6 separate regions of the Mus musculus genome follow, and all the other regions are linked to region 1. The links are chromatin loops, found by intact Hi-C in ENCODE. Cell type or tissue: heart. All regions are shown on one strand. Region 1 overlaps Snx29 (sorting nexin 29). Region 2 holds the start of Rsl1d1 (ribosomal L1 domain containing 1). Region 3 holds the start of Gspt1 (G1 to S phase transition 1). Region 4 has its middle 39 kb from the start of Rmi2. Region 5 holds the start of Zc3h7a (zinc finger CCCH type containing 7 A). Region 6 holds the start of Snx29 (sorting nexin 29).

Evidence for each region. Hi-C counts contacts between places; a loop is a spot of excess contacts. Peaks named below come from ENCODE experiments on the same cell type or tissue, not always from the same donor. Only the 100,000 strongest peaks of a DNase experiment are listed, where the experiment ranks them.
Region 2: a loop joins it to region 1, with 6 times the contacts of the local background. A loop is called at or near these places in 5 of 42 quality-filtered maps.
Region 3: a loop joins it to region 1, with 3 times the contacts of the local background. A loop is called at or near these places in 19 of 42 quality-filtered maps.
Region 4: it touches region 1 in a loop (6-fold over the local background); 22 of 42 quality-filtered maps call a loop at or near these places.
Region 5: it touches region 1 in a loop (2.7-fold over the local background); 5 of 42 quality-filtered maps call a loop at or near these places.
Region 6: a loop joins it to region 1, with 5 times the contacts of the local background. A loop is called at or near these places in 34 of 42 quality-filtered maps.

What each region holds. Positions count from the first base shown.
Region 1 is chr16:11,415,848-11,420,847 of GRCm38, forward strand. It overlaps Snx29 (sorting nexin 29), which reads left to right. Exons shown (of 21, transcript NM_028964.4): 10 at 2,976-3,051; 11 at 4,857-4,936. Among named protein-coding and RNA genes, the nearest start is that of Snx29, 95 kb to the left of the region's middle. In heart, a CTCF peak has its summit at 2,676 (motif pointing left); no DNase peak of the experiment used is centred here.
Region 2 is chr16:11,201,164-11,206,163 of GRCm38, forward strand. Rsl1d1 (ribosomal L1 domain containing 1) reads right to left here and starts at 2,129. Exons shown (of 9, transcript NM_025546.2): 1 at 1,988-2,129; 2 at 1,155-1,294; 3 at 132-267. The coding sequence starts at 2,092. It overlaps 2610020C07Rik (RIKEN cDNA 2610020C07 gene), which reads left to right and starts at 2,220. Exons shown (of 3, transcript NR_038156.1): 1 at 2,220-2,584. In heart, no CTCF peak of the experiment used is centred here; a DNase peak (open chromatin) is centred at 2,148; H3K4me3 peaks cover 3,552 bases; H3K27ac peaks cover 2,072 bases.
Region 3 is chr16:11,252,070-11,257,069 of GRCm38, forward strand. Gspt1 (G1 to S phase transition 1) reads right to left here and starts at 2,256. Exons shown (of 15, transcript NM_146066.2): 1 at 1,574-2,256. The coding sequence starts at 1,928. LOC115488671 reads right to left here and starts at 1,567. Exons shown (of 2, transcript XM_030249388.1): 1 at 156-1,567. Mir1945 (microRNA 1945) reads right to left here and starts at 2,376; the gene lies at 2,299-2,376. In heart, a CTCF peak has its summit at 2,613; DNase peaks (open chromatin) are centred at 1,522 and 2,252; H3K4me3 peaks cover 3,094 bases; H3K27ac peaks cover 2,502 bases.
Region 4 is chr16:10,871,117-10,876,116 of GRCm38, forward strand. No RefSeq gene overlaps it. Among named protein-coding and RNA genes, the nearest start is that of Rmi2, 39 kb to the left of the region's middle. In heart, no CTCF peak of the experiment used is centred here; a DNase peak (open chromatin) is centred at 2,705; H3K27ac peaks cover 1,019 bases; H3K27me3 peaks cover 1,449 bases.
Region 5 is chr16:11,172,407-11,177,406 of GRCm38, forward strand. It overlaps Zc3h7a (zinc finger CCCH type containing 7 A), which reads right to left and starts at 3,935. Exons shown (of 23, transcript NM_145931.3): 1 at 3,814-3,935. In heart, a CTCF peak has its summit at 2,340 (motif pointing left); DNase peaks (open chromatin) are centred at 2,475, 3,305 and 4,035; H3K4me3 peaks cover 2,661 bases; H3K27ac peaks cover 2,493 bases.
Region 6 is chr16:11,321,123-11,326,122 of GRCm38, forward strand. It overlaps Snx29 (sorting nexin 29), which reads left to right and starts at 1,782. Exons shown (of 21, transcript NM_028964.4): 1 at 1,782-1,856. The coding sequence starts at 1,850. In heart, a CTCF peak has its summit at 1,971; DNase peaks (open chromatin) are centred at 1,739 and 2,759; H3K4me3 peaks cover 2,244 bases; H3K27ac peaks cover 1,543 bases.

The DNA of each region.
Region 1 (5,000 bases):
GGCTCTCCTTCTGCACCTCTCCCTTTGCTGTTGTTACATTAAGCAACCTCCAAGCAGTGGCAGCCTTACTCCTTCTCACTCACAACGTCCCTGCCCCGTATCCACCTGCTTCTGCTTCTCTAGCTCGCTTCCCCACCTTCTGTACCTGAGGTCATCCCTCAGGTTGTAGCTTAGATGTCACCTTTTTTTTTTTTTTTTTTTTGAGACATGGCCTTGCTATATATCCCTGGCTGGCCTGGAACTCATAATGTAGACCAGGCTGACCTTAACTTGTCGCACTCCTCCTGCCTCTGTCATCTGAGTTATGGAACTAGAACACATAGCTTTCTTGACTAATAACACTTTTTTAAAAAATGCCTTTTTATTTTTTTAACTGCTACCTTCTTGTACAAGTCAGGCTTCGTGTCCCGCACGGTATAACCCTGAAAAGCTGCCTTCATTGAACTGATGGAGATATTGTGTATAACTAGACAGTGCCTGTCCTTTCTAATCTGTAAGGTTCACAAGTACAAGACCATGCCTGTCTTCCAGTGTAACCGAGTTTGACACTGGTCAGTTCTGAGTCCATAGTTGGCACCATAAGTAAACTCCTATCGAGTGGATGAGCGGATGTTGCAGATGGTGGAGAGATGCTGCAGGGCAAGGATGCATAGTGTTGGGAGAGTGGTACCCACACAGGACACGGGGCAGACGGAGGCAGGAGAGCCAGGAGGTCAGAGGGGTAAACATGTACTTTAGTGAGCCTGCCTGCTGAAGTGAGGGGGCTCAGCTCAGTGCTGAGTAGATGCTTCCCTTACCAACTCCATGATCCTGGGAAGTCAGTTAAGCCCTTGGGGTCTGTGTCTTCATCTGTGAAGTGAAGATAATACAGACTTGGGGCAGAACCCAGTGGTAGAGCATTTCCCAGCTCCTGTGTTCTATCCCATCACCATACATATAATAAAAGATGCCAGTGGCTGTTCATGTTCTGTGTGCCGGTGCATCTGCCCCACCACAGTGCCGGCCGTGTGTGTGTATGTCTGCCAGTCACAGAGAGGGGCCAAGTCTGGAATGACCTTTATTCCAGTCATGCATGGTGTTGGACTCAGATGTGGCTGAGTTTTTCAGCACTGAGGATTACTGAACTGAGGGAGCCTCCTGAAGGATCCTTAGATGCTTCTAACCAGAAATGAGCACAGGAGCAGAGTGAGGGGCAATTTAGTGACATGGAGATTTTGGATATTGTGTTTGTCAGTTTCTGTTACTGTAACAAACAATACTGGGACAATCAACTTATAGGGAGAAAGGGGTTATTTTGCCTCATAAACTCAGAGATTTCATTCCATGTTTAGTTGCTACATTGTCTTGGGCTTGTGGTGAGGCAGAGCATCATGTTTGGAAATGCAAGATGGAGGATACTGCTTACCTCATGGTGGCCAGGAAATGCAGAGAGCTAGGAAGGGACCTGGGTCCCACTATCTGATTCTTCAAGGCCACGTCCTCCAGTGAACCAGGCTCTGCCTCTTAGAGTCCTGCTGTGGCACCATGAACTAGGGATTAAACATGGGCCTTTGCCAGGAAGTGTAAGCTTAACTGATTCGCCTGGCTCTGTGGTGGGTGGAGGGCAGGTGCCCCTGAGCTGAGAGTCCAGAAATAAAGCCCAGGGGTTCTGAAAATGCAGGTGGCTGCTGGGCCCAGGGAGGTCTCAGTAGAACTTCCTGACGAGGCAAGATGCAGGGCTGGGGTTTCAGCTGAATGAGGGAGTTTGAGAGTTGTCATTTTGAGAGGTAAAAGTATACATTAGACTTTGTAGGGTTACCTAGAGGCACAGGGGCCAAAGAGTCATTGGTGGTTCACATATGTAATCCCCGGCCTCAGGAGGTGGAGGCAAGGACTGTTACAAATTTGAGTCCAGCCCAAGCTACAGAGTGAAATCTTGTCTCAAAACCACAACAATATCAAATTTAATTATGTCATATAATTGTGAAAATGTTTTACATAGGCCAGACAAGTCTGATAGGCACGTGCTTGTGATTCCCGCAGTCAGAAGGAGGAGGCAGGAGAAGCTTGAGTTAGAGGCCAGCCGAATAGAGCAGAGCAAAGCACAGCAAAACGGGAAGCAAGGCACAGAGAGGCTGCCTGGCTGGACTGCAGGAGAGGAGCAGGGCCTTGCACGGTAGCCAGCAGCATCTGCACCCGTTAGCCTCACTACTAGGTAGTAAGGACAGGAGAGCTAGTCACCTGATTTCCCAGCTGATGCCTCACAGATGGAAACCAGGCTCATGGTGCCATTGGGTTACTGGAGCCAGCGGGAGTTGGCTGGGATGTGCAGCCAACGGTGAGAAGGGATTTGTCTTCTCCAGGCTCACATCCCTTAAGCCTAGCAGAGGCAGAAGCAGAGGCCCAGAGGGTTGCTCTGTCTCTGGCTCCTTTGCCTGACTCAAGAGTTTCATGAATGAGCAAGGGTTCCCCTGAGCGATACAGTCTTCCTGGACATTTAGCCCCAGGTCTACGGGTCTGCACTCTTTTCCTGGAAGAAGGCCTGAGCATCAGCTAATGCACCTGCAGCAATCAGGAACGTTCTTTGCCTATTCTAGAGATTCATGGCCTCACTTCCTTTCCCAAATGCTTAGTGACTTTTGGCTTAGTACAGTGTCAGACTTCGCCAATCGTGAGGTGCTGCTGCCCTCTAGTGTCCACTACAAGCAGGCGCAATTCATTTATCAAAAACCCCGATTCTGCTGTGGGCCCTAGATTATGGACTTTGGAAATAACTTCCCTTGCTTCAAGGTTTTGTTTTGTTTTATTTTAAATAAAAAAGGCACATGCAGCAACTAGAAACGAGTCTTAATGATGCCTGTTCAAAAGAAATGGGTAGTACATGAAGCCTGTATGTGGGTGGGAAGAGTTTAAAGGTAGCTAATAGGCCAGCTGAGCACATGGTAAGGAGAAATGGAGTTGAAAGTAAAGCCTCATTCTCTGTGTGACTTCTGCAGATGCCCCTGTGGGAAGTCTGGAGAATGGAACAGGAACAGAAAACCATATAATCCCAGAGCCTGGCCTTCGGTACAGGTCAGTATCAGGACACCAAGCCCATCAGTGGATTGGGCCATGCTGTTTACCTCTCTGCCTTGTATTTTCATTTGGAGACAGGTGGTACCTGTTGGAGTTGAAGACTGAGGCCCAATCTCACGTTTGTGCTCAGATCGAAGAAATAGAAAAAAAAAATCCAGAAAACTAAGTTGCCAGTGTACCTGTTGCTCGCAGGGAACATTGCCCTGGTCTCCCAAATATCACCTCATCTCTGTTGCTCTTATTTCCTCCTCTCTCTTCACAATTTTAATTTGGTGTCTTGAAGTTAGCCATCTGTGTACTTGACTTAGCTTCAAGGTAAGGGGGTCCTTGCTGCCCCACACCTTGCTTGGTGTTTTGTCACCCAGAACAGATAGGATTCTGAAAATGATACACCATGAAGGGGCTGATACCACTGAGCCCTGCCTCATAAAGGATGGTGTCCCTGCACCCTTCCGGAATTCTGATTCCTTTCTTCTTGTGTTTTTGAGCCTTTTCCAAATGCAACAGTGATCAAGGAATGCAAGCCCTGGCCTTGGGGTCTCCTGCTGCGTATGGACAAGCCAGTGCTATTATTCACATTAGAAATTGATTGTAGATATGCATGCAGTCCAGTTACCTGCCCGCATTATGCTCTCTGAGCCTCTCTGAGCACCAGCCTGCTTACAGGGGGATGCTGGAACCTGTTGTTATGGCATTTCTATATTCACTGATAATGCATAACCTGCCTCTCTGTGTGTCCTCATTTAAAGGCATCTTGTTTAGAATCTACAAGAGATGTAGCTCAGCTGTAGGAGAATGCTTGCATAGCATGCATAGAGCTCTGGGTTTGATCCCCAGCACCATATAAAACTTGGGAAGCGAAGACAGAAGGATCAGAAGTTCAAAATCATCTTTGGTCACTGTACTGGCTAGTTTTGTGTCGACTTGACACAGCTGGATTATCACAGAGAAAGGAGCTTCAGTTGAGAAAATGCCTCCATGAGATCCAACTGTAAGGCATTTTCTCAATTAGTGATCAAGGGGGAAAGGCCCCTTGTGGGTGGGACCATCTCTGGGCTGGTAGTCTTGGCTCTATAAGAGAGCAGGCTGAGCAAGCCAGGGGAAGCAAGCCAGTAAAGAACATCCCTCCATGGCCTCTGCATCAGCTCCTGCTTCCTGACCTGCTTGAGTTCCAGCCCTGACTTCCTTGGCTATGAACAGTGGTTTGGAGGTGTAAGCTGAATAAACCCTTTCCTCCCCAACTTGCTTCTTGGTCATGATATTTTGTCCAGGAATAGAAACCCTGACTAAGACAGTCACATAGAAAATTCCAGCCCAGGATCCATGAGAGACCATCAGAAACAAACACTGTTGACTTGTTGACATTGGACAGTGATATTTCATGCTTGTCTGAATGAAGCTTACATAATATGTGGGGCCCTTGTACTGGGAACATGGACCTGGAGACTATTCTAACTAGGGAAAGTGACAATACAAACCATAAGAATGTGACAAAGTAGACTACTGAAAGGACGTGTGTTCACGCGTGTGTACACGAGTTGGAAGAGGAAGGCAGTGGTTTCCTGTCTGACCCAGCTGCACACATGCCCACTGAGTGACTAACTCTTCCCTCGTGAGTGAGCGGCTTCCAGAGGGTGTTTGGATTGGTTTTGGAGTTACCAGTAAATTTCAGACATCTGCTGAGCAGCTTCATTGTTTTTCCAGTAGATTCCTGGGGAAACGTTTTGCCTGAGAGTGTTGTGAACACTGAAGTTGCATTTTGGGATGAGTGTAACTTCCTTCTGTCTACTTCCTCCCAGTAGGGAAGCCAGTTCTCCAGGCCAAGGAAGTCCTCTGAGCAGCTTGCTACCTTCTGCCTCAGTGCCTGAGTCCATGACAGTCCGTAAGTACTCTCAGAGGCTGGCATGTGTGCCAGCAGGGCACCTGTGCTTATCCTGTGCAGGTGT
Region 2 (5,000 bases), 210 kb before region 1:
ACATCATAGCCATAAAAGAATAAAATAAAATTACAATGAAAATAGACCTGAAAGATCAAGAATTACAGCAGTGTATCGTACTTCATTTCTATGAAGTCTTTGAAAGGACTTCAACGCATCAGCACACCTACCTGAGAGATAGTGTTAACTCCGTGTTTTTTCAAAAGCTTTTTATAGAAACCTTCTGTCTGTTCAGGTGAATCGAATTCATCTTTTGTGAAGAGACATACATCTGAGGATTCGGAGAGAATGCTATGAGGCAAAGGTCTGCAAAACACGACAAAAAAGGCCAGAAAGTACGTGGGTTATTCACAACACATGCTTACTCTCATTCAAGGTCATTGTTGACCTAGGAGAGCTAAGGAGAACATACAATACATGCAGGCAAGCCAGATGAATCAGTGGGTGAAAACCTGTGCTCAGTGCCAGGCCTAACAACCAGAGCTCAAGCTCCAGGACCAACATGGTAGGGAGAAATGGCACTGACTGCCACATGCGTGCACCCAATACTCCAGACAGACAGACAAACACAAATAAATGCTCTTTAAAAATATTTTTAGTTATTTGTTTTCATGTCATTGTTTCTCTGTCTTAGAATACGCTCTGAAGATAGGGCTGGCCTCGAATTCAAGAGATCTGCCTGCCTCTGCCACTTCTGGCTCTAAAAGAGAAAATATTGGGCTAGAGAGACCAAATGCAGGATTGTACACACTCAGCAGTTAAGAGCACTTGCTGCTTTCCCAGGAGATCTGATTTCTGTCACCTGTACCAACACTGGGCTGCTCACAACCTCTTATCTCTGCAGTCTAGGTGGTCTGACATCCTCTTTTGGCTTCTGCAAGCACTGGACACATGTGGCCCACATTCTTACACTCACACTCTGAGTTTTAAAAATTAAAGGGGGTGGGCGGCTGGAGAGATGGCTCAGCGGTTAAGAGCACTGACTGCCCTTCCAGAGATCCTGTGTTCAATTCCTAGCAACCACATGGTGGCTCACAACCATCTGTAATGAGGTCTGATGCCCTCTTCTGGTGTGTTTGAAGACAGCAACAGTATACTCACATACATAAAATAAATAAATGTTAAAAAAAAAAAACAGCCAAAAAACAAAAAAATCCAACCAAACAACTCTCAAGAGATAAATAATTACTTACACTTTGACCCGAAGTTCTTTCTCTGGAATTTTCCATAATATCACCATTAAAAATAAATTTTCGCTCCCACTCAACAGCAATTCATTATTGTTTTTTTTGGACTTTGAGCGATTAGATATTACTTCCACTGCCTTTCTAATCTGCAGAGACAGAGAATAAGTTAATTTTCTCAATCTATGTTAATTGCTCCCACACAGACATATCTGCTTCCTTTGCTCCTTTGGGGGGCGGGGGGCGTTTCAAGAGAGGGTTTTCCTATATAGCTCTGGCCAACCTGGAATACTTAGTCCAGGCTGGCGTCGAATTCAAAAGATTCGCCTGTCTCCCGTGTGCTGGGATTAAAGGCGTGCGCCACAAAGCCTGGCGCTCCTCTTTCTATTGGGCAAATTTCATCAGCGTATCGGGATATTACAATTTGTACCCATTGCAATGTAAGAACCCGTCTAAAACATCTAAGGACTTGCTTCCAAAATCTGTTTACAGGTTGTCCTTTCTACGTAAGAGGACTATTCGGAAGCTTCTCCTGCCCTCTATGAGAAAGGAAGCGGTCAGGAAAGGCGCGTTGGCCCTGCTACCAACACTTTGTGCACGGACACATGACCTGTGATGCTGCAGAACCGAGCGCAGAAGCCCGCTTTCCACAGGAGGCAAACAGGCCAGAAGTGTGAGAAGAGCGAGCCCGCTGGGTGCGTTCCCAGAGGCCAGCCTCGAGCTCCGGAGAGCCCACGCGGTCGCGGGCCCACTTCATTTCCAGCCTCTCGCCCCACACCCTGCGCCGAACGCGGGTCCTAACCACCCTGCTTCCCGAATCGTCGTCCCCAAAAGCCACTCGCCTGCTCTCTGTCCAGCTGTAAAAGAGCGGTCGGGGTCACTTGCACGTCGGTGGTGGTCGCCTCAGCGACCGAGGCACTGGGAGATTCGGACGCAGAGCCCTTCATGTCGCCTCGTGTGGAAGGCCTGTAGAAGTCAGAGCTCATGCGCAGCCCGGAGGCCCGGAACCGGAAAGCAGTCAGTAACACTGCGAGGGGGAGGGGTATCACGTCATTTCCGGCGAGGCGCGAAATTAGATGTTGGGCCCGCCCTCTTGGGTAGATGGTGTTGCGGTCGTAGACTGTGCCCAGAGTTATTCTAGCGGCAGCATCTCCTTTGCCTCCGACTCTTTCTAAGGCTGCAGGCCTGAAAAACCCTGTCGCTCCTTCCGGAGGACACCGAGCGAGCGCCCTAAGGAGAGACTAAAGCCCTCTCTTCAATCCCGTGCTGTCTTCTGCAGAGCGGGAAGCCGTGGCTCCTCCATTCCTTTCTGGCTTCAGGCGTCGGTTTCCCCAAATTGGTGGTATTCCCAGGAAATAAAGAGAAACTGCCAACGCTAGGCGCGGGATGCTGCGCGAGAAACGAAAAAATGAGTCGGTCTCTCAGGAGCTTCGGCCCAGGTAAGACCTTGCGTGAGTGTGAAGGGATAACTTTAGTGTAGGAGAGAATACGCCAGAACGTCCTATGAGTAGTTGCCAAGCATGCCCACTGTGGTGACCGTGCCCAATACCCCGTATTCGAGGTTGTTCTCAGTCAGTTCAGGGAGCTCTCAATAGTACCACCAGTTTTTATTTTCGATTAGTTCGAGACAGAGCCTCTATTGAGACAGAGTATTATTGAGACAGGGTCTCTATTATTGAGACAGGGTCTCTATTATGGCAATTCTGGCTATTCTGGAACTCTATATAGACAGGTCTGACCTCGAACTCACTGAGATCCTCCTGCTTCAGGTTTCAGAGTGCTAGGATTAAAAGCATCCACCAATACGCCCCCACTTAAGTCAAACTCTTCCTATATCACCCAGGGTTACCCGAGTGAGCCTCCTCCTCTACGTCTCAGATGCTAGATTTACAAGAGTGAGCGAGTCCCCTGCCCCCACCTTGTACCGGCACAGTTACATAATTTATTTAGAAATTTTTATGTGAATGTTAAGGATAGTGACAGGTTCAGCTAGCTGTGTGGGAATAAAATGCTCTCCATTGTCAGATGTCTTCCAAAAGTGCTCCTGTGAAGGGACCATGCTCTGCTAGTGTCTGTTGAGGGAGGACCTTGTCCTAATTTAACTTGTAGAATACAAGTCCTTGGCACCTGCTTCTACTTGGCTATTTAGAATCTAGTATAAGATGGACTTTTAACATATTGCAGTGACTTGCTACACTGGGCTTGAGGTATGCAGGCTAACACACTCCAAAGAGCATTGGTGGTCTTAGGTGTTCTCTTGCCTGTATTCAAGTTTGAGAACCAGACGTTTTTGGTTTTTCGAGACAGGGTTTCTCTGTGTAACAGCCCTGGCTGCCCTGGATCTCACTTTGTAGGCCAGGCTGACCTTTAGCTCACAGGAATCTGCCTGCCTCTGCCTCCCAGTGCTGGGAGTAGGGCTTTTTTATTTTATGTATATGTTTTACTTGCCTGTGTATCTGTACACCACATGTGGGAAGTGCTAGTGTAGATCCTCTTAGAACTAGAATTACAGATGGTTGGAAACCACCGTGCGAATGCTGAGAATCAAACTGTAGTCTTCTGGAAGAGCAAGCAGTACTCTTGACACCATCTCTCCAGCCCCAAGCACCAGACTTTTGAGCCAAGGAAATTCCATGAATTCAGATGATAGATCCTTGAGGCGATTGGAAACAGTAAGTGTCTAGAGCCAAAGAATTGCAAAATTGAAGAAATAGGCTTTTAAAACTGACAGGGGGCCTAGTTACCAAACTTCACTTACATTCTGGGCTACAGAACAATACTCTCATCTCAGTGTCATTTCTGAAATTAGACTTATGATTACTGTTAGGCGTGTAATTTTTGTCTTTACAACTCCCTCTCATTCACTCATTTGTAAGGTGGCCCTCCCTAGAGAGAGGGAAGCCAGATGCTATGCTGTGAGACTACGTGGGCAGCCAGCTAGTAACCACATGCATGAAGGTGGAAGGAAAGCCTTCTTTGTAGACACAAGAGAGACTCCAAGTCAGAGCCCTTTAGCTGTGCTGCTCCTAGCTTTCTCATAAAACACAAATAAGCCTTTGCTAATTTTAGCTGCCGTTCTCTATCAATAGGTATTTGATAGAAATTTATAGCCCTCCCACTCACATATTCAACTGTATAATTAATATTTGAACTTTTGTACCTCCCATTCACCATTTTTACCATGATCTCATATGATGCCCTCAGCTTGCCCTTGTATTTCCTTTCTCAGTATTGAATACTTCTAAGACAAAGAGAGTTATTTGTAAGTCTTTTCTCTTCATCCCTCAGTTTGATGAATAATAGTCTGCAGTGTGGGCTTGGCGGCTCACATCCCTAACACCAACACTCAGAATTATAGGATTAAGGATTTCAACGTAAGCCTTAGCCACCTGGCACGGTTAAGGCCGGTCTAAGCAACATGAGACCATTTCAAAATAAAGCCTTGGAGATACATGGAAACCTAGATAATCCACAAATTCCTGAGCATGAATTACTGGACAAATGGGCAATACTAATAATTATTAATAAGATTTAAAAATGAAGAAAAAGGAACAGATTTGGAAGCTATTGGAATGAGTTCTTTTTTTTTTTAATTTTTTTTTTTAATTTTTTTTTTATTAGGTATTTTCCTCGTTTACATTTTCAATGCTATCCCAAAGGTCCCCCATACCCACCCCCCGGAATGAGTTCTTTGGTGGGATGACTCAGTGGGTCCAGATACCTGCCATCAGACCTGTAACCTGAGTTTGATTCAAAGAATCTACATCATGAATAGAGAAATCAGACCCCTGCAAGTTGCCCTCAGATTTCCACATGTGAGTTCTGGCCCATGAGCCATGGCACAGATGTGCCCAC
Region 3 (5,000 bases), 160 kb before region 1:
CCCAAAACCCACTCTAATACAGACCCAGCTCCTCACAAAAGCATTTCCCTGAACAGTCCAACACCCTCTCACTTCTAAAAAGCAAAGTGAAGCACGTTTCCCAAGAAACTAAATTCCAAGAACGTATTTATTTATTTATTTATTTACTTACTTACTTATTATTTGCCAGACAGTCCCGGTAGCCTTCACCTAAAGATCTTGCTGCCCTCACTTCCTGAGTTCCAGGGTTGCAACCTCACCTGGGAGGGCAGCGAGGTGATAATGCCATTTGTTTTCTCTGCTTTTTCCAAGCATTCTCCTACCTCAGCCTCCAGAGTTCTGGGACTCTATAGGCATTAACTAGTTAGTGTACCACCACACCAGGCCTAAGTCCAGAACTTAAAACATACTCTCACTTGAAATAAGCTCAAATTATCTGCCCCACCAATGTCCCTGCTAAATAATCAAAGTCTCGGCCTTTTCCCTTCCCGTTTCTTTCTTTCTTTCTTTTTTTCTTTAGGACAATACCATATTTACTCAAAAAAGCATCGTCATGGGTGGGGGAGCGTGTGGGGGACTTTTGGGATAGCATTGGAAATGTAAATGAAATAAATACCTAATTTAAAAAAAAAGCATCAGCATGAAGGCAATACTTAAGTTCACTCAACAGCATTGCTACAAAATCTGTACCTGAAAGCAGGCTACCAAACATACAGCCCGTTTGTAAAAAGGTGTTTAAAGACTGCAGTTTGAAACGACAGAAAGTGTATTTAGTAGCTACTTTATGTGACAAATATTAAGTTATCAGAAGTATTTAAGTAACAGACTAGACTAATACACGAACGCAAACTAAGCTTTTATAAGCAACCCTTATAAGGGCCATACTTTTAAAACAATTAAAAGTCTACACGCCATTCAGAAAAAGTCTTAAATCCCGCTTAAAACCGCACATAAATCAATGAGGTTTACTACCACATGTTAGTACTGAGGAATCCTTGTGACATTTAAAAAACTTTTCAAGTATTCAAAATGTTAAGGGTGAAAAAAGGTCTTTGTATTGACAGCCAACAGTTTCTGGCGGATCACAAGCCTGCAATGCATCTTGGGATTCCTTCAGGTCGCTTTAGTGCCACCGATACTTAAAACGCAATTACAGTTCCAAACGTAGAAACTACAGTAGGAGCAGCTCTCTGGGCCAGCGAAGAGACAAGTCCTGTCCCCCAAACCCTAGACTTTCACACCCTCCTCCTGCCGGACTTCAAGCCCTATCAGTCCCCACTTCTGGGCCTCGTGGCACTGACTGGCCCAGGGCTGGCAGGGTCCCATACAGTTCCTATGCCTAGGGGTGAACCGCGTGCGGCCTTCCGCGGCGGGGCAATCGCCCCCGGGTCCCCTGGTCTCTGCTCCTCCTGGCCCAGGCGCCCCAAGCCAAGCAGCTCCCAGACTGGAGGCGCCCCACCCAGACCAGCCGGCGCCGCTGTCAGCGCCCCACGTGCGGGCCGGCCGGCCTCCCGTCCTCTCCACCCAGCCCACCGCGGAACTCCGGCCCCAGGCCGCCGCCCGTGCCTTGGGGATATCCAGCCCGGCAACTTACCCGAAGGGCCTCCCGCGCCGCTGCCTGCTCCGTGGTCGCCTCCGGCTGCGCCAGCTGGGGATAGCGGCGGCTGGGCCGGACCCCGCAGGAAGGACGGCACGAATTCAGCGGCGTGGACGTTGGGGACGAAAGGCTTGGCGTTGACGTTGAGTTGCCGGCTGAAAGCCGCGCTGAGGTTCTCACGCTGGGCCTCGGCCACCGCGGCCATGGAGCCGCTGCCGCTCCCGCCGCCGCCGCAAGGCCCGGGCCCGGGGGCCTCCATATCCGTCTGGTCCCAGCAGTCGGGCGCAGAGTCGCTGCTGCTGCTGCTCCCGCCGCCGCCGCCACCGCCGCCACCGCCGCTGCTAGGATCCATGATCGGGGGGGCCGTGTGTGTGGTGAAGAGAGGGCGGGAAATGGAGGCGGGGGCGGCCGACCGGGGAGGAGCAGGCCGCGCTGACCCGGGGAGGACGGCAAGACTGGGGAGCTGACAGTCAATGACTCACTCGCCGGCGTCCTGGGCAGCAGCTACAGTCCAGACAGTACACTCGAGACCAGGTCGACAGCGGCTCAACCCTCCTCGTGTGTGCGAAAGGATCTCCTCCCACCCAACCCCAACTACCGCCGCCGGCCTCACCGCCAACCCCACGTTTGGAGAGAATTGACCTCTCGCTACCACCCGTACCTTCGCCTCGGTAGTTCCCGTCTGTGTCCGCCCGCGTTTCCGCCTACGAAGCGCGGCCGATAGCTAAACTACAAGTCCCGACAGTACCCGCGAAGACCCGGTGCGGTTTTCTCGGGGGCTGACGGGAGTCGGAGTTCAGCGCTCAAGCGTCACCGGAAGCGGCTGGAACTCCCGGCAGGCAGCGCGAGGAGGCAGAAGTCTGGTGGCCCATCTGTCGCAGGGTGGGGGTAGGGGTAGGCTCTACTCGGCTAGGGCAAGACGGTGGGCCGAGCCCTTCCGCACGAGGCGACGATCCACCCTAGCCTGTGAGAACACCCGGTCCGCAGGCCTAACCTAGAGGAATTTTTTTTTCTTCTCCCTTTTCGGCGCCTTTTCTGTCTCCCAGTCTATATACCTTATTCTCTTTCTCTCCACCCGCAGCCAGAGTTTGCCCTACATTTCAAAGCCGGCGGGAGGCGTCTTTCCTTTTATGTATTCATTTTTGGAAGAGGCAGTAAAACCATGAGATGTTACAGCTGAAACTGCGTGTGGCTCATAAAGGTCCAAGGATGTCCGGCAAAAGGATCCTTAACTGGAAAATTTCAGTGACTCATGTTATGTTTGACTAGTCATTAAAAGCCCGCACCTAAAATGTTTTTTCGTCCTTTCATCCTCCCTGCCAGGAGATTTACAAATTAATCGGGATTGCCATATTTTTTAGTGTACCCAGCGGTACCTAATAGTGGCTATTTTGGTGCTTCCAGTTCCTTAGCTGCCATTAGGTAAAGTGCTGTTCTTTTGAAAGGCCGCATCTGTCAGCTATTCTTACAGTCCTTTAATAATGAGGGCATCTCACACTTTCAAGTTGCATTTTAGTAATTGTGGGGTAAGTGACAAGCAAGAAAAAATAAAATTCACCTTTATTTTTTACTGCACGAAGTAGGAATACCTGTTCTAAATACCTGTTAAATGCTCCTGTAATTCACCCATGGAGACCAAGACAAAGAAAAGTATACTCTTAATTTTACTTGCTCTGAAAAGAGTCTAGACAGAATGCAACTAACCTACTTGGAAATTACAGAGTAACATATTCAAAATGTTCAAACAACGAGTTTTTTTTTTTTTTAAATCTGGATCTAAGATATCTAAATTGGAATGCTGACTTTAAACATTTGTATAATAAAAAGTGAGAATTTGGCCTAACGAGAGAGGTAATAGACAAAGTTGTCAATAATTTTTTGTTTGTTTTGTTTTTGTTTTGTTGGGTTTTTTGGTTTTTCGAGACAGGGTTTCTCTGTATAGCCATGGCTGTCCTGGAACTCACTCTGTAGACCAGGTTGGCCTCGAACTCAGAAATCCACCTGCCTCTGCCTTCCAAGTGCTGGGATTAAAGGCCAGCACCACCAATGCCCGGCTTTGTCAATTACTTTTTAAAGCAAGGCTTCAAACTAGCTCTTTTTTTCTTCTTTTTGTGGTTGGTTAGTTAGGTTTTGGTCGGTTGGTTGGCTGGTTGGTTGGTTGGTTAAGCAGAGACAAATGAAGCCCAGGCTGGCCCTGAACTCCAGTCCTTTTATCTTACTTTCCAAGTGCTGGAACTCTCTGCCTGTCTACCACCAAGCTCAGCTTGAACTGGTTTTTTGTAAATGACTTTTTTTTTCTTGCATGTGTTTTAAGATGTCCTCTTTGTGTGATCCAGACTGACTTGGACTCAAGATCATCTAGTTGAAACTGCTGGAACCTGTACAGCACCACAGTTTTCATCTTTAAATCTGTCTCTAATAAATTCATACCTCATGGGAGATCTGCAAGCCCCAGCCCACTCCAAAGACAGCTCAACATCTGCATGCGGCTGACTGAACTAGCTCACCACAGCCTATCACTGGATAGAGCCAACCCCTAGGGCTCCGGGTGTTCACACTCTGAGAATGTTAGCTCTTCACAGCTAGTTGAATGAACAGTTTCTTTGTTCATGGTGCTTTTTCTAGAGACAGTGTCAGAAAAGTGTCGTTTGGAAAAGCCTTTGATCAGCCAAGTGTGTTGGCTCAATCCTGTAAACAAGGAGGATCCCTATAAATTCAAGATTAGCCATTATTTAATCTGGGATCAATGTCTGCAACCCCCAGTGTTGGAATTATAGAGATATACCACAACTCTGACTTTCTTTGGTTTTCAAAGGCATTGACCTACCTGTGCAAGCTTCAACAAGAAAATGAGAGTCTGTCAACAAACACCGCTGTTGTGCTAAAAGTGAGCAACTTGAAGACTGTTCTTGGTTCCTACCACCTAGCATAAAGCTAAACAAGTAAATGCAGGCAGTAAGTGTAAAGTGTCACTACTGTCCTTTATAAGCACTTAGGACTTTTCAAGTACAGAGCAATAACTCATTTTCTTTACGTGTGTGGGAGAGAGAGAGAGAGAGAGAGAGAGAGAACACACACATGGAGATCACAGGACAACTTTAGAGTTATTCTCACCTTTCATGTTGTTGAGGCAAGGTCTTGTTTTTGCAATGCCCTGTCCTGCAGACGAGCTGGCTAGAGGGCTTCTGTGCCGTTCTTCTGTGATGCCTCGATGTAGGAGTGCTGGGATCACAGAGTCACATCACCATATCGAGCTTTGTTTATTGTTGTTATTGTTTTTAATGTGTGTCTCAGTGCTTATATGTCTGTGAATACCCAGTGCCCACAGAAGCCAGAAGAGGACATTGCACCTACAGATGTTGTGACCCACCAACTAGGTACTGGGTATTGAACCCCAGTCCTCTAGAAGAACACCCATTGCTCT
Region 4 (5,000 bases), 540 kb before region 1:
TTCTGGGCATTGTTCACTCAAGGGCTCTGGGCTCTTGGCCAACAGCTTAACTCCAGATGGCTCAGCAGGGCCCCTTGACAACCTTGTACAACTAGGAGGAGGCTCTGGTTAGCTGCCTGAAGGGTCAGGCGCCTCAGTGGCTGGGCGGACTGCTGCACAAGAGCAGGGCCTCCACCTCCATGGCTCTCCTGTGGGCACACACCCGTAGTGTCACACTCTCTTCTCTGCCCCCTGGAGCCAGGAAGGGACCAAGGTTGCATCCATGCCGTCTCTGTCTGCCTACACCAGTGCCCTACACAAAACCTTAAGATATTAGGGTTTAAGAGCCTTGAGTTGTACTACCTTAGTAGTCCTGTCTCCTGGAATAGTTGAAGCCCCCACTTCACACCCACCTCTGGGATGGGAGGCCCAGCCAGATTCCCTCCCCCAACCCCAAACCCCTACTCCCCCAACCCCCCTGCAGCATCACCTGACCTAGCAAAGTCAGTACAGGTGTCGACAGGAAATTTACCCCAAATTTGGGGTGATTCTGTGCTTCTAAGCTCTCAACAGGATAGGAATAGGGATCCCCTGTTCTCCTTTGGACAGCTGACTTGGGGACTGTCACCTTGAACTTACCTTTCCTATGGGCAGCAGAAGCCTGAAGACAGCGCAGGGCCTGGGACATCAACAGTCTTCGTTTCTCCTTCTCCATATTTCCTTCCAGCTGGACCAGGCTTCTGGAAGCTGAGGCAGAGATGTGACCCAGCAAGCTGAGCTGCTGAGCCCTAGGGCGTTGGAGCTATGAACCAGATAATAGAGACCTGAGTGGGCCTGACTGCTGGTGCTGCTCTGGTCTCTGGCATCTGCCTGCCCCAGGGTGAGGAAGGACTAAGGCTGAATCATAGAGAAGGGATAGGAAAATGCCCATTCCTCCAGGGAGCACTAGCTCCCTGCCCTCTACCCCTGCCACATGGCTCAGAATCCCACATGTACAGCAAAGCATAGCAAAGCCCACATTGTAGATGAGTTCCCAGCAACACACTGCCCAGAAAGCTTAGAACTCAAGGCTCTGCTCAGTCCTCAGGCAGATGCCATTGGTGTGGGGACCCCAGGCATCTTTCCTTAGACAGTTCCCAGGGCCCAAGTGTTTCTCCTGCAGCCTGGGTCTCCTAAGTTCCATGGAAATCACTGCAAAGACCATAGTAAGTTCAATGGGCCTGTGCGGGTCACATGTGGTCATTGAGTTTACCCAAATCCTTGTAAGCACTCCCGCCTTGAGGGAGGAAAAACAGGACAAATGGTTGTTGCATGAACTGGATCAGTGTCAAATGCTTCAAGGGTCCCAGGGAATGAGGACCATTGAAGAAGACGAAGTGACTGGTGGAGGATTTTGGAGAAGGGAGCCACAGCTGCCCTGTCCAAGGGCCCTGTATTCTAGGCTAGATCCTGCAGCTGACAAGCTGGGCGACCTTGACTATGCCTCCGCTTGTAGCTATAAAATGACATGGACCAGCGGCTCTCAAAGCTCGGCAGAAATCAAAGGTTCTCTGGAGTCCTAGGAGTTGAACTGCAACCGTCAGACTCTGATGTCTTTCCAGAGGTGGTCAAGGAAAGAGGAGGCCACAGTGGGTTAGAGTAGAACGTGAGTGTGAAGTGCTGCATTGCTAGGGGCAGCAAAGACTGGGGCCTGGGGCAAGGACTGTGGGGCAGCACCACAGCCAAGGCCAATCAGTAGCCACTTGAAACTAGCAGTGGCAGTGGCCTGAAGATCCTGCCTTCAATTCAGCTTCAGCTAGTTATGACCAGAGAACAAGAACCTACAGGCCATGGTATGGCATCCTGGGTACCTGCCAGGGTGTGTGGCCTCAGGCCTTTCTGTCTCTGATTCCAGGAAGTTGTATCGAGCTTCTGTTTAGAGATGCTAAGGCAGAGCCTGCTTGCAGGTTAAGACGTGGCAGGCACAGAGACAGCATATTAAATAGAAATGGCCCTGGCCTGATTGTCAACTTGACTACATCTGGAACTAAAACCCAACTGGTTGGCTGGGTGCACCTGTGAGGTGGTTGGTTGGTTTTTAAAGGTCGTGTGTGTGTGTGTGTGTGTGTGTGTTTCTCTCTGTGTAGCCCTGGCTGTCTTGGACTTGATTATGTAGACAAGCCTGCCTCTGCCTAGAGGGCTTTCGTTACCAAGCTTGGCCAGGAAGATCCATGTTAATCCAAATCTTCTTGAGGAGGGAAAATCCCTCCTTCATCTGAGCCATGCCTTCTGGGGCAGTCGGTATTAGCACACGGAAGCTCTCACTCTGCCTTCTTGCCCTCACTCTCGCTGGCATTAGAGATTCTGGTGTATCCTGAAGACCAGATGAGACATCCAGCCTTGTGAACTGAGCAGCTACTGAAGTTTTGGATCTTCCATTCCTAGACAACCATTGTTGGACTAGCAGAACCACAGCCTATAAGCCACTCTAATAAATCCCCCTTCTCTATGTATTATCCATTCTATCGGTTTTGTTCCTCTAGAGAGCCCCGAGTGGTACACAAACCTCATCATATTTGAGCAAAATAGAAGCCATCTCTTGGTTATAGGAAGAGCAGAACCATGGAGTGATAGAGGAGCCACTCAGTGGGCCTGGACAGTAAGTCTTCCCAGAAAGGAAGTCCTGGACCACCAGGTTGTATGCATGAAGTTCCACAAATGACCACTAGGTGGCACGGTTGCCCAGTCAGTGGGGCTTCTGGCATGGAAACCAGAGAAATTGGGCATGTACCTCCAGCTGCCCAGAGAAGTCGGGTGCATTAGGTCGACTGTGGTTGGTGTATGGTTAGGCTAAAACACAGACCCTGGTCGGGCTCTGGAGCAAGACCCAGCTGATATTGAGAACGCAGCAGGAGTGCACCCTGGTCCACACAGTGCTCCCCAGAGAATGAGAGGCCCTAAGGAAAGACAGCAGAGGTTCCAGAGGTCGGGAGACACATGGGGAAATGGTTTGGTTCCCACTGGCCCCTGGCCCCGGCTGTGATCCCTCCCACCTGAATTGCTGTAGCAGGCTGTGGGGGTGGCAGGCTCTATTGCCCCACCCACAACCCTTGTCCACCAAAGCTTCTTAAACAGGGATGCACGCCCTGTGCAGGTGCTTGCTCATGTACTATCTGCAGGTGCCCTGTTCCCATACTTCCCAGCATCCCCCAGGTCCTAATCTTACTACTTAGGTCTTCCCTGTTTTCCTCCACTTCCAAACAGCAGAGCAGCACCTGCCTTACCTCCCCCTCAACCCAGAGACACTGCTTTCATGGTACAGTGGAGTGAACAAGACTAACAAGAGACGTGATGGCTTGCTAAATTTTAAATACTTTGCCTGGCCCTGACAGAAGAGTCTGTGGCCCCTTCGAGGGAGGAATGAAGAGGTGGGTAGGTGAATGGGTGGGGGGTAGATGGTTGCAGGAGTGTGGGGTGGGAAGGGAGGAAGGTGTGTGTGGATGGGTGGGTAGGTGGAAGGACAGGAAAGGAACCCGGGAATGGCGGGGACTCAGACAACAAGCCCAGGGTAGTGGCAGTTAAGGGTCTCATGTGCCTCAGCAGTGGCTGTGGTGACACCCTTCGTGACACATTCCTGTCACATCTTCCAAAACACCATGACCACCCCTACATACATCTTCCTTCTCTCACTGAGGTGCCATGCAGATGGTAGGCAGAGAACCACCATGACAGCTCTGCCTGTCCCAGCTCTGCCTCCTCAGGGCCCCCAGTTCTCCTGCACCCCATCCTTCTCACCAGACTCACCCTGGGCAAGTTGCAAAGCCCCAGGTGGAAAATGTGGTGTAACTTGTGCACGTAGTCAGCCTCTACTAGCCCAGCTGGGCACAGGAAGCTGGGCTGGGCACGGGGCCGAGAGGATGTGCTTAAGTGTGACCTCTGTGTGGACCTTGTCCTTCTGGAATGGTGGGTAGTGACATGGGCGTTTATCACATCCAACAGGGTGACCACAGCCTCCACAAGTGATTGTCAATCACACAGAGGCCAAGGACCTGCAACTCCAGTTCAGGGTCTCAGAAGGGGTGGGGTGCAGAGGACTGAAGGTAGTGTGCTCTCAGAGACAGCTGTCCCCATTTCAGTGCTGTCTGGCTTTTGTCTTGCACTCTGATGATCGGCGCTTAGTCCCCCCCCCCCCCAGAAACCCTGGTTAAGTGGGAGGTTCTGAGCCCTGCCCTTTCTGGAAAGGTGAGCCCTCCCCCACCTCCCGCCCAATGTCTAGCAGGTCCCTAGTGGCATCAGCTCCTCTAACCTGAGTGTTGACCTACTTCCCGGTGGGTCACATGACTATCATACCCATTTCAGACGAAGCACCCTGTGGAATGAGTGGCCTAGGACCCATGGCATAGCCAGCACTTGAACCCAGATCTACACGGCCTTCAGCTTGGTACTTCCCTAGGGGGCTTTACCCCCTAGGGACCTGCCTTGAGCCTGACTCCCTGGGTGTCACCTCATAGGTCCCATTCTGCTGTAGTTGGTATCGGCCCCAGCAGAGATCAAACTGCTCACTAAATATGCCCAGGGTCTGAGTCAGGGCCCCACAGGCCTGCGGTGGGGCCAGGCTCCAGGTTCCTTGAAGCTGACAAGAACCGGAAGTTAAACAAAAGCCTGCTGGGCGCAAAGGATCCCAGGCAAGAGCTCACCAGTGAGCCAGTACCTACCTGACCTAGGCAGCTAGGCAGCCATCCCAGGCCACACGGTGCATAGAGGACTTTCCAGCCCAGGCGATCTTCAGAGTCCCAGGATGGCTGAACCTGTATGAGGGATGAGCAGAGGAGAGGCTGTCATCACCTCAGAGGGGAGAAGCTGGCAAGACTTTGCCTGCCTTCATCTTCCCCTGTAAGAAAATGGAGGCTAGAGACTTCTGCTCCTCTTTGTAGGTAGGTGTCCCTACTGGGATACTGAGAAAGCTCCCACTCCTTGATGACAGGATGTCAGCTGTCCCTTCTGGTCCCAGGTGTCCTCCCCCACCCACCTTCCAGCCTCTT
Region 5 (5,000 bases), 240 kb before region 1:
TTTACAAGGCATCCCAACAGACAGACTACCAGGTGGGCCTGACTCAACTTCCATTATGGGACTGGCAAAGCATTCTGGATGTGTATATGATCAAGATATATGTATGAAATTGTCAAGATATAAATAAGAGATATTTTTAAAGAATGTAAGAAAATGTGGTCCAGTATTATTGCATTTTTGCTTTTTTTTTTTTTTTGGTTTTTTTTTTTTTGGTTTTTCGAGACAGGGTTTCTCTGTATAGCCCTGGCTGTCCTGGAACTCACTCTGTAGACCAGGCTGGCCTCGAACTCAGAAATCCACCTGCCTCTGCCTGTATTTTTGCTTTTTAAAAAAGTGTTCCTAAGGCTTCATTCTTTGTATGTGCTATGTATGTGAGCCCGTGTGCCATGGCACACACACAGTCAAACAACAACTGGATGGTGTCAGTTCTCTCCTTCCACCTTTATGTGGGTTCTGGAGGGCGAACTTGAGTCTTCAGGTTTGCACAGCAAGCACCTTTACCCACTGAGTCATTTCCCTGCCCAAGTGTCCCTAGTTTCAAGTAAAATTTTTAATTGCAATTCTCTCCTCAGACTTCCTGATTTAAAACAACCACCAAGTCAGATGATGGTGGCGCACACACCTTTAGTCTCAGCACTCAAGAGGCAGGGGCAGGTAGATTTCTGTGATTTGGAAGCCAGCCTGATCTATAAATTCCAGGACAACTAGGGCTACATATAAGAAACCATAAGAAACCCAGCCTCAAAACAAAACAAAAACCCAACAAAATAAAGCCAAGTGGTTCAAGTAACATTTTGAGAACCCATCTTGCAACAGTGCACATTAGCTGACTCTTCACTTATCCAGACCTGGGCAAGAGGGCAAAATGCCACACCCTGCCCGCTGCAATCCAGGTAGACAAACCCTGCTAAACAGCTTCTCTCTTCCTGAAACAGCTTCTCTCTTCCTTGAGTCAGCTTCTTTCTTCTTGAGATAGCTCCCTTTCCTGGAAACTGGAGTTTCCGGAGCATCAGTTTGGTGACAACATTGGTCTTGTTCATAAAGTGCAAAGGACTACAACAAACAGCACCAGAAAGGTAACTCCTGGTTTGAGCTAAATCCCCCCTTCCACCCCCCACCCCCCAAGCAGGAACTTTGAAGCAACCAAGAGATTCTGGATTCTATAAGGGAAGCAGCCTCCAGCCAGACAAAGCAACTCACTGTGCATCTCAGCTATAAACCTGGGATTCTTCAAAAGAAAAGATTTCACTGAGATAATTTGTGCTCCGATCCTCAGGAGGCCCTCCTGCTCAAGGCTGACACTTCTTGCCTTCTCACCATGCATGCTCGAGCAACCCCTGGCTCCAAATTCACATCCTCTCTTATCTTCCATAATGTTATGAAATTAACTAGACAACACATTGCTAAACTTGTAAAATTAAAAGGCAAACTTGCAAAACTTCTTGTTGGGGCAAAACCTGGCAAAGTTAAGCAACCCCATTTTTTTTTTAACATCAATGAAGTCACTGAGAAAGCTATGACAGAGTTGCAAGACAGGTTAAGTCGTTACTGCCGAGCCTGATGACCCTAGTTTGTGTGTTTCAAAAACAAAACAAACAAACAAAAAAAACAAAAAAACAAAAAGAGTGTGTGTGTGTGAGTGTGTGTGTGTAGGAAGGGAGGGAGAACTAGCGCTCACCAATCACTTTTTCTTCATTTTTATATATCTCAGAAGTTTGTTCCAATTGTTTTGTTGTTTGCTGTTTGAGGTGAGACCTCACCGCTGCCCAGGCTGGGGAACTCCAGGGCTCCAAGGCACCCTGCCATTTCACTCTAAGTGGCCGAGGCCACAGCACGCAGCTGACACCCGGCACTGTAAACACATTTCACTTGAAGATCATGGAGAAAATGTGGGTTTGCTGAGACAAAGCACACAAAGGTATTATCTAGAAAGCAACTTTCCTCCCGAGGTATTCTGTCTAAAGATGTTTTTGATTTCTATCTCCTTCTTAACTAGCTACTCAAACTATTTCTATAGTTGACTATCAACCAGTCATTTACAAATGGATTGAATACACCCAAATCAGTTTCAAAAATCAGTCAATATTGACAACTGTAAAACCTTACAGCTGGCAAATGAACATTGTTACTAATAGATCTTGGAACCACAAGACAAGAGCCTGTAGGCATATAGAATATAACCCCCAACCAAAAGTCACAGGAACACAGCTGGGAAGGGGTGTTTTGGTACATCTTGAGGACACTGATCAACCTGTTCTTTGCATAATACCCCACTCCAAATACTGACATTTTCAACCTCAATAACTCAACCTTATTCACATCTGTAGCGCACCCTGCTGGTCTAACAGAGCAGAAAGGGGAAATTTTTCAATAGAGAAAACTGTCCATGCACTTGATTTAGTCCAAAGATGAAGAACACCACACCAACACCAAGTCCACACCCACACATACACTCACGCACACACAGTGCAGCTCTGCTCATCATTTCAACGGAGGTGAAGAGAGCCTTGGATTCCTTCAAGACCTCCATGAAAAGCAGCTACTTCCAAAAGAAGCAGGAAAAGAGCAGATGGCAAGAGCGCCCAGCCCCTCCCCCAGTCCAGTAGAGCATTGTCCAATCGAAATACGATACCGGCGGTACGTGCCATTTTAAATTACGAAGTGGCCATACTAAAATAGTAAAAAGAAACTGGACAGATTGTTTTAATTCTAACGTAGCCACAACAGGTATCACCTCAAGTATATAACACACTGCTTGCTAAACACTGGCTGATTTAAGCATAGGAGTTTACCAAGGAGATCTTTTTCGTTCTTTTTCTTCCTCCCAAACGAAATCTTTCAAATCAGACTTTAAAACTGAAACCGGAGTGGGGCGGTGGTGGCACGGCTTTTAAATCACAGCATTCGGGAGGTAGGGGAAAGCAGATCTCTAAGCTCAAGTCCAGCCTGGTCTACAAAGTAAGTTCCAGGGCAGCCAAGGCTAAACAGAGAAATTCTGTCTCGAAACAAACATACAAACAAACAAACAAATTGAAACCAAAAGTGAATCTCAATTCTTGCCACATTCCAGTGCTCGACCACCCCACTTTACCAGTGGCCACATTACCATCGGACAGCGCAGGTCTACACCAGACCCTCTTGGTCTTAAATACCTAACACTATGACCCTCTTTGATCCCTTAACATCTGGGGACCCAAAAAACGCCCAACCCCGGAATAAATTCACCCAGTCAGAGCGCAGGCACCACCCCTTGGGCCCAGCTAGGACCTTCCAACCTGACCACACCCCTGCGCTGACTACCCCTAACCGGAAATTCCCGCTAATGGGAACTGACAGGTCTCCATTCTTTAAGGGTGGGGAAAGGAAAACCGAGAACCCTCGTACAGTCTCCGAACCCCGGCCGAACACCGGAAGCCAGTCGCCACCCATACGCGGGGTGGGCCGCGCATAACACCCGCAAGGGGCGAACCCGACACCGGCGAGCGCGCACTCAGCTGGCGTCGCGAGCGTCCCCAAACCGAGACACTTACTAACACGGACGCCCCGCGATCACCCAGCACCCAGGAATAACGAAATGCTAAACCACCAAAAGCTAGTGCGTGGATGTCGGCCAGGCAGTCCAGGTGGCAGGGGCCGCCGCGCGTGCCCGGATTACGACTCCCGAGGAGCCCGTGCAGCCGGTTCGGGGGTCCGCGCCCCTCCCCCGCCTGAAGTCCGTTAACGGCCGCGCGTGCTCACGAAGCGACGCGGCGCACGCACGCGATTGGAAGAGCGCGACCCTGCCCGCGACGCCCGCGCGTCCCCTTCCCTCACCTGCGGGGCGGCACCCAGGAGCCGAGGGGCGCGGAGTGCGGAGGCGACAGCGGGATGTGCGTTCACCGGCTCAAGAGCTCTCACAGTCTCGCAGCTTCCCTGGGCGACCCACCGCAGCTGCCAGCCCGCGACGCTCGGGGCGGCGCCCTCTGGCGGCGGGAGGCCTCGCGCGCCGCCCCGCAAACGCTACCATTGGCTGCGTTGCCAGTGTCAGCCCGGGGTTGGAGGCGCCACGTCGGGGCCTCGGGGCTGCGGAAGCGGCGGCGATAGGCGGAACCCTGGGCGGCCACACGGAAGGGGGTGAGAGACCGCAAGCTCTTGAGCCCAGCATCATCGCCCTCTCCCACACCGCTTGGATACCAAAGTAGGACTGGAAGGAGACCTAGATTCATCTGGGCACCAGGGTGTCACTTCCTTCGGAATCTGTTCTCTGCAGTAACTTATCCTGAGCGTCCTGCTTTGCATTCCGATACTGTTACCGTCACCCTGAAAACAGCCATACAGTCGTGTCCTTTCAAATGAATGACAGGCATAGGGACCCGCGTTGAACAGGGAGGTGACCTAAACTCATTCGGACGCCGGAGCGTCACTTCGGAACTTGTCCTCAATTCCCTATCCTACTCGCAGTCACTGTTTTTATCATCTTGAAAACAAAATGCGGTATTTTTGCAAATGAATGTAGGGACGGATCTCAGAGCCAACACAAGCTCTTGTTCTCCCTGGCCTTCATCTCAACTTATATGTCGCTGTATTCACCGGTGTTTCAGTGGTCAGGTGTACATTACCCCAGACAGAACAATGTAAGGCTGAGTCCCTGCGACTGGAGATGTGAAAAGTGCTCCAAGTCAGGGCAGTAGAAGGGAGAGTGCTTCCAGGCAGTGGGAAAGATCCTGAGCCTAAGTTGCTGAGGGACAGGGAAGACAAAGTGTGTGTGTAGAAAGCTCAAAGAGGATGAGCCACTGCATGAAATTTGGAATTCAGTGTCTGAGATGGAAATTACAAGGTCTAATTTGCAGTTTTAGAAAGTTTCTTCATGCCGTTGGGCGGATATATAGAAAGGACAAGCAGAAAAGTGAAAGGGGTTGAGGATGTAACTTAGTTGTCAAAGTGCTTGCCTAGCCTTGAGTTTGATTTCCAGCACCAAATAAACTGGATATGGTGGGGTACCCTTGTCATAGCAGTACATG
Region 6 (5,000 bases), 95 kb before region 1:
AACTGTAACAAGACATTTGAGGCTTGTTAATGTGTGAAGTATCAAAACATATCAAAACATATCATTTTTCTTTTTCTTTTCTTTTTTTTTTTTTTGGTTTTTCGACATATCATTTTCCTTACAGGCTAGCCTTAAGCTCTTGATTCTCTCTGGACTGGGATTATAGGAAGGCAGGACCTGTTCCACACTTGGTCTGCCTCATTTGTGGAGTTGGAGAGCTCCACGTGAAGATGCTAGCATCTGGGGAGAGAGCGCTGTTTGTGTCCTCCCAGGGTGGAAGGTGGAAGATTTTAGCTGAAGCCATGTGAAACCTCTGTAGGACTTAAGACCACTGGTAAAGGGCAGCCTGCAGGTTTAGTCACCTCCCTTTCCTTTCTTTATTGGAATCAAATCCAGGATGGCACACATGTGTTCTTCCACTGAGCTACTACAGTTTCTAGCTCTTCATTATTTTCTTATTTCTGATCAAGAGCCTAAGTTCTCCAGGCTGGGTGACTCCAGCCTCATATCCAGCAGGCAAAATAGTCTTTCAACTCCATATTTAAAATAGGGCAAAACCCTGGATTTCACAGTTGCTGTGAATTTAGCTCTTGTGTTCTCTCAGCACCTACCCACCTTTCCTCTCACTGTTGCCTAGAGTCAGTTGGACAACTCTTGTAGTTCCCTTAACCCACTGACCCACTGTCATTCTCCTCAGACCCATTACAATGCATTCTCATTCTAGAAAGTTCTCTCTCTCTCTCTCTCTCTCTCTCTCTCTCTCTCTCACACACACACACACACACACACACACCCACCACAAATTCTCCCAAGTGCCTCAGGCAGTAATTCGATTCTTCTGTGAATGTTGGTATTAAAGGTGTGCATGGTCACACCAGGATTGTAAGTGAAGTTTCAAATTCTGACTGCATCACTGTGCTTTGCACTTTTATTCCCACATCCATCATCAAGAAAGTACAAACTCTCCTGCCTGCAGGGCCTTGCACGTGCTACTCCAACTACTGAACTATATCCACCACTCCGGTTTTACCACTCCGGTTTTACTTTTTATTTCGAGAGTCTTGAGAAGTTACCCAGAATGGCTTTGAATTCACCTTTTGTTTTTGTTTGTACAGAGAGTTGAAGCTTGGGCCTCCTGCATGCAAGGCATGTGCCCTCTCTACCAAACTTTTTTTTTTTTTTTTTTTTTTTTTCGAGTCAGGGTTTCTCTGTATAGCCCTGGCTGTCCTGCAACTCACTTTGTAGACCAGGCTGGCCTCGAACTCAGAAATCCGGGATTAAAGGCGTGCGTTACCACGCCGGCCATCCACAGCTCTTGAATTCTTGCAGCTCAGGCTCCTGACTTATCCTCTTGAATGTTGGGATTTAAAGCCTGTACCACCAGGCCCTGCAGGCCCATTACTCTTTTTTTCTCTCTTCTCTTTGAGACAGTCTCAAGCAGCCCCATCTAGCCTCGAAATCATTGAGTAGTTCAAGGTTGACCTTGAACTTCTGATCCACCTGCCTTCCCCCGAGTGCTGGTTTGACGGACATGCAACACACTACTCCAAGCTCTCGGTACGCGTATATCGCATCCTTGTCCGAACTTCAGTCTAAATGGATGTCTTTTTCTTGGCTCGGGGATTGGGAGGCATTGATTTTGTGAGGTGCCGGTTCTCTTCCCTGCTACCCTGGGGCGTCGATTTGCCCGAGTATTTTGGTTCCGGGTCGGGAGGCGGGCCCTAGGAGAGTCACTGCTTCCGGGGCGGGGCCAGCGGGCGGGGCGCGCGTTCTCCCGGCCTGTGTGGAGCTCGGCGGCTGCAGACGCGGCGGCGGCGGCAAGGCAGGCGGCGGCCCCGGGAGCAGCAACATGAGCGGTGAGTGGCGGCCCCGCTGCTGTCACCCGCCCCGTAGCGCCACTGCAGCCGCACGCTCCGGGCCCGGTGTGCTCACACGCTGCAGACCCCCGCGGGGTCGCTCGCAGGCTCGGAGCCCTGGCCCGGAGTCTCCTGCACCGCTCCCACTATCCCGGGGCTGGCGCTCCTGTCCCTCTGCCTCACCAGTGACAGCCAACTCCTAGAGCAGAGCTTGCTCCCAATTCCCTCCCAGACAGCCGATCCCTTTGACAGGTTTCCGCACCCCGGATTCTCAGATCTCTGGTACTTGCCTTAGTCCCTCTTTCTCCCGTGACCCTCCTGGGACTCAGCTCCAGTTACCAGCCCCTGGTTTTTAGTTATTCTCTGTTCCAGGTCTCTTCCACCCAGTGACTCCTCTTTCTCCAAAGGCAAAGAGCATCTCTAGACACCCCTGTCACACACAGCAAACCAGAGCGACAGCTCCGGGTCCCCAGAGGTCTCAGTGTTAGGACAGCTTTGTCTTCTTCCCTCCTCTTCCCTGCACCTGTGTCCCCAGAGCTGGCCAGTTAGCCTCGCAGCGTCCCTCTCCCGGTTGTGCCTTTTGTATTTGGGCTGTTAGTTCATGCTTCAGTTCTCTCCATGTCTTCCTCTAGCTCATCGTTTGAAGTCTCCGGTTGTGTCCTGAAGCCCTTTCCTTCTTGCCCAATGCTGAACCTAAATGGGGCTCAAGCGTTGCCCAAGCCAATACCACCAGCAGGGAGGTGGAGCGGGTGGGGAGTCTGGAAGTGAGAGGCAGGTGCTTGTGACGGCTTGTGCTCAGTGATACCGAAGTTTAGTCCCTTTGTCGGAGTCTGTGTCTTCAAGCCTCCCTCTGAAGAGTCCTGATGATGTTTTGATGTTTTGGTGCTAAGTCATTCCTGGGTGTTGCGCGTGGAGATGGGAGTGACTCAGGGAAGGCTTGTGTTGGCTGTTGATTCTCCTGCTGGACTCAGGGATCTGGATTCCCTTAGGAGGACCCGCCTACCCTCGTAGTTTCTGTTTTTTCTTACTGTGCAGCTGGATTTTCGTCTCTGCACCCAGTCTCTAGACTTGCACTCAGGTGTTTCATGGAGCGGAGAGGGTGCTAGGGCAAAGGAGCAAAGGGCAGTCTTAATTTTTTGTTTTTTAAATTATTTCTGTGCATCTTTAAAAAAACGTTAGATGCTTTTTGTTGCTCAAGAGCAAAGTTTATGGAACTGTGGTCTTATTGAGGGGACTAATGGAGGGGTTTTTACAGTTTACGTTCATCTGCCAAAGCAAATTACTGGGTCTAACTTAACACTAATGTTAACAAAAACGTGTGTGCCAGCATCCACCAAAAGGTGATGGAGCCCAATGTACTGGGTTCAAATCCTGGCTCTACCACATAAAGCAATATGCTTTTTTTTTTTTTTTTTTTTTTTTTTTTGGTTTTTGGTTTTTGGTTTTTGGTTTTTCGAGACAGGGTTTTTCTGTATATCCCTGGCTGTCCTGGAACTCACTCTCTAGACCAGGCTGGCCTCGAACTCAGAAATCTGCCTGCCTCTGCCTCCCAAGTGCTGGGATTAAAGGTGTGGGCCACCACCGCCCGGCAGCAATATACTTTTTTTTTTTTAAACTCGTGTTTTGGTTATTAGTTGGGATTTTCTTTTTTTTTAATTTTTTAAAGATTTATTTATTTATTATATGTAAGTACACTGTAGCTGTCTTCAGACATTCCAGAAGAGGGCATCAGATCTCATTACAGATGGTTGTGAGCCACCATGTGGTTGCTGGGATTTGAACTCTGGACCTTCGGAAGAACAGTCAGGTGCTCTTACCCACTGAGCCATCTCACCAGCCCAGCAATATACTTTTAATTAATTAATTTAGTATGTGTGTGCAGGTGTGTTTGCATGTGCACATGTGTAGGAGGGCCAGCAATCAACCCTGGCTGTTTTTCTGTCTTGCTTCCTTATTTGTGGAGATAGGGTCTCTCACTGACCCCAGGACTCACCGTTCTAGCTAGACTGTTTTGTTTAGCTGGTCTTGGAAATCATCCTGTGTCTGCCTCAGCACACCAGTCCTGGAGTTAGAAGTATGTCCCCCAGCAAGCACGTCACTGACTGAGCCACCTCTCCATCCTTTAAAGATGCGTAAGTTAGAGCAACTAAGGTGGAATTTGCAGCAAAGCAAGCATACACAATAGCATCTGCCTCCTAGATTAGTAATGACTTTTGGTTGCTCAGCTAAATGATTGGTGTTAAGTCCTTTAACAGGGCTCATTGTTACTCTTTCCATAAAAGCTGAGTGAAGAGTGGGGACAGGCTTGCATCTTAGTCCCTCTGGGACAATGGTGGGAACCAGGCACTCTGAAATACTTTGTGATCCCAAGGGGTAAATCCAGAGCCTCATGTATGCTGAGCCTATGTCCTCTCACCAGAGATAGATACCTTAATCCTAACTTTTCCCTTTGAATGTGACCAAAGGGCTCGTCATAGACCTGGATGTCTGCAGAAGAAATTCCTTTACTTCATTAGAGGAAGAACTGAAATTGAGAAACCAAAGGAAATTGGCCAGTTTATCTTTCAAGGAGACACTTAGTATCAAAACTCTGGCTCAAGCATTTGTAGTTAACTAATGACCTGTGTTTGGCCCTGGGACCCATAGGATAGAAGGAGAGCTGACTCCTGCAGGTTGTCTTCTAACTTCCACAGAAACACTGTGGCTAGCACATGAATCCACAAGATAAATAAATACAAACGTAATAAGAATTCAAGGGAAGTTTCAAAAAAATCATTAGGTCTCAAGCCAAACAAAGCATTTAAAAGAGACCAAATGGCCTTTTTGGAAAGAGCAACTGGAGGCAGGAGCCTCCCGTCCCCTCCCCAATGCCGAGTGCATGCCACATCTGGAGTTTTAGTAATGTGTGTTTCATATAGCTCCTTTGTTCAGTTGTAACCAAGTGCGCTGTCAGTTTATTCCTTTCTGAAATAGTATCATTGATTCAGAAGGGTGGAAAGGCTAGTGTGAGGTCAGACCCAGCCCTACTCTGCTAAACATGTGCTTCATACTGTGTCTAAGCTCAGGGTAGGTACTTTTGTTTCTTGAAGACTGAGGTTGAAAATGACCCCATCCTACCTCCCTTGGGATTGATAATTCGTGCTT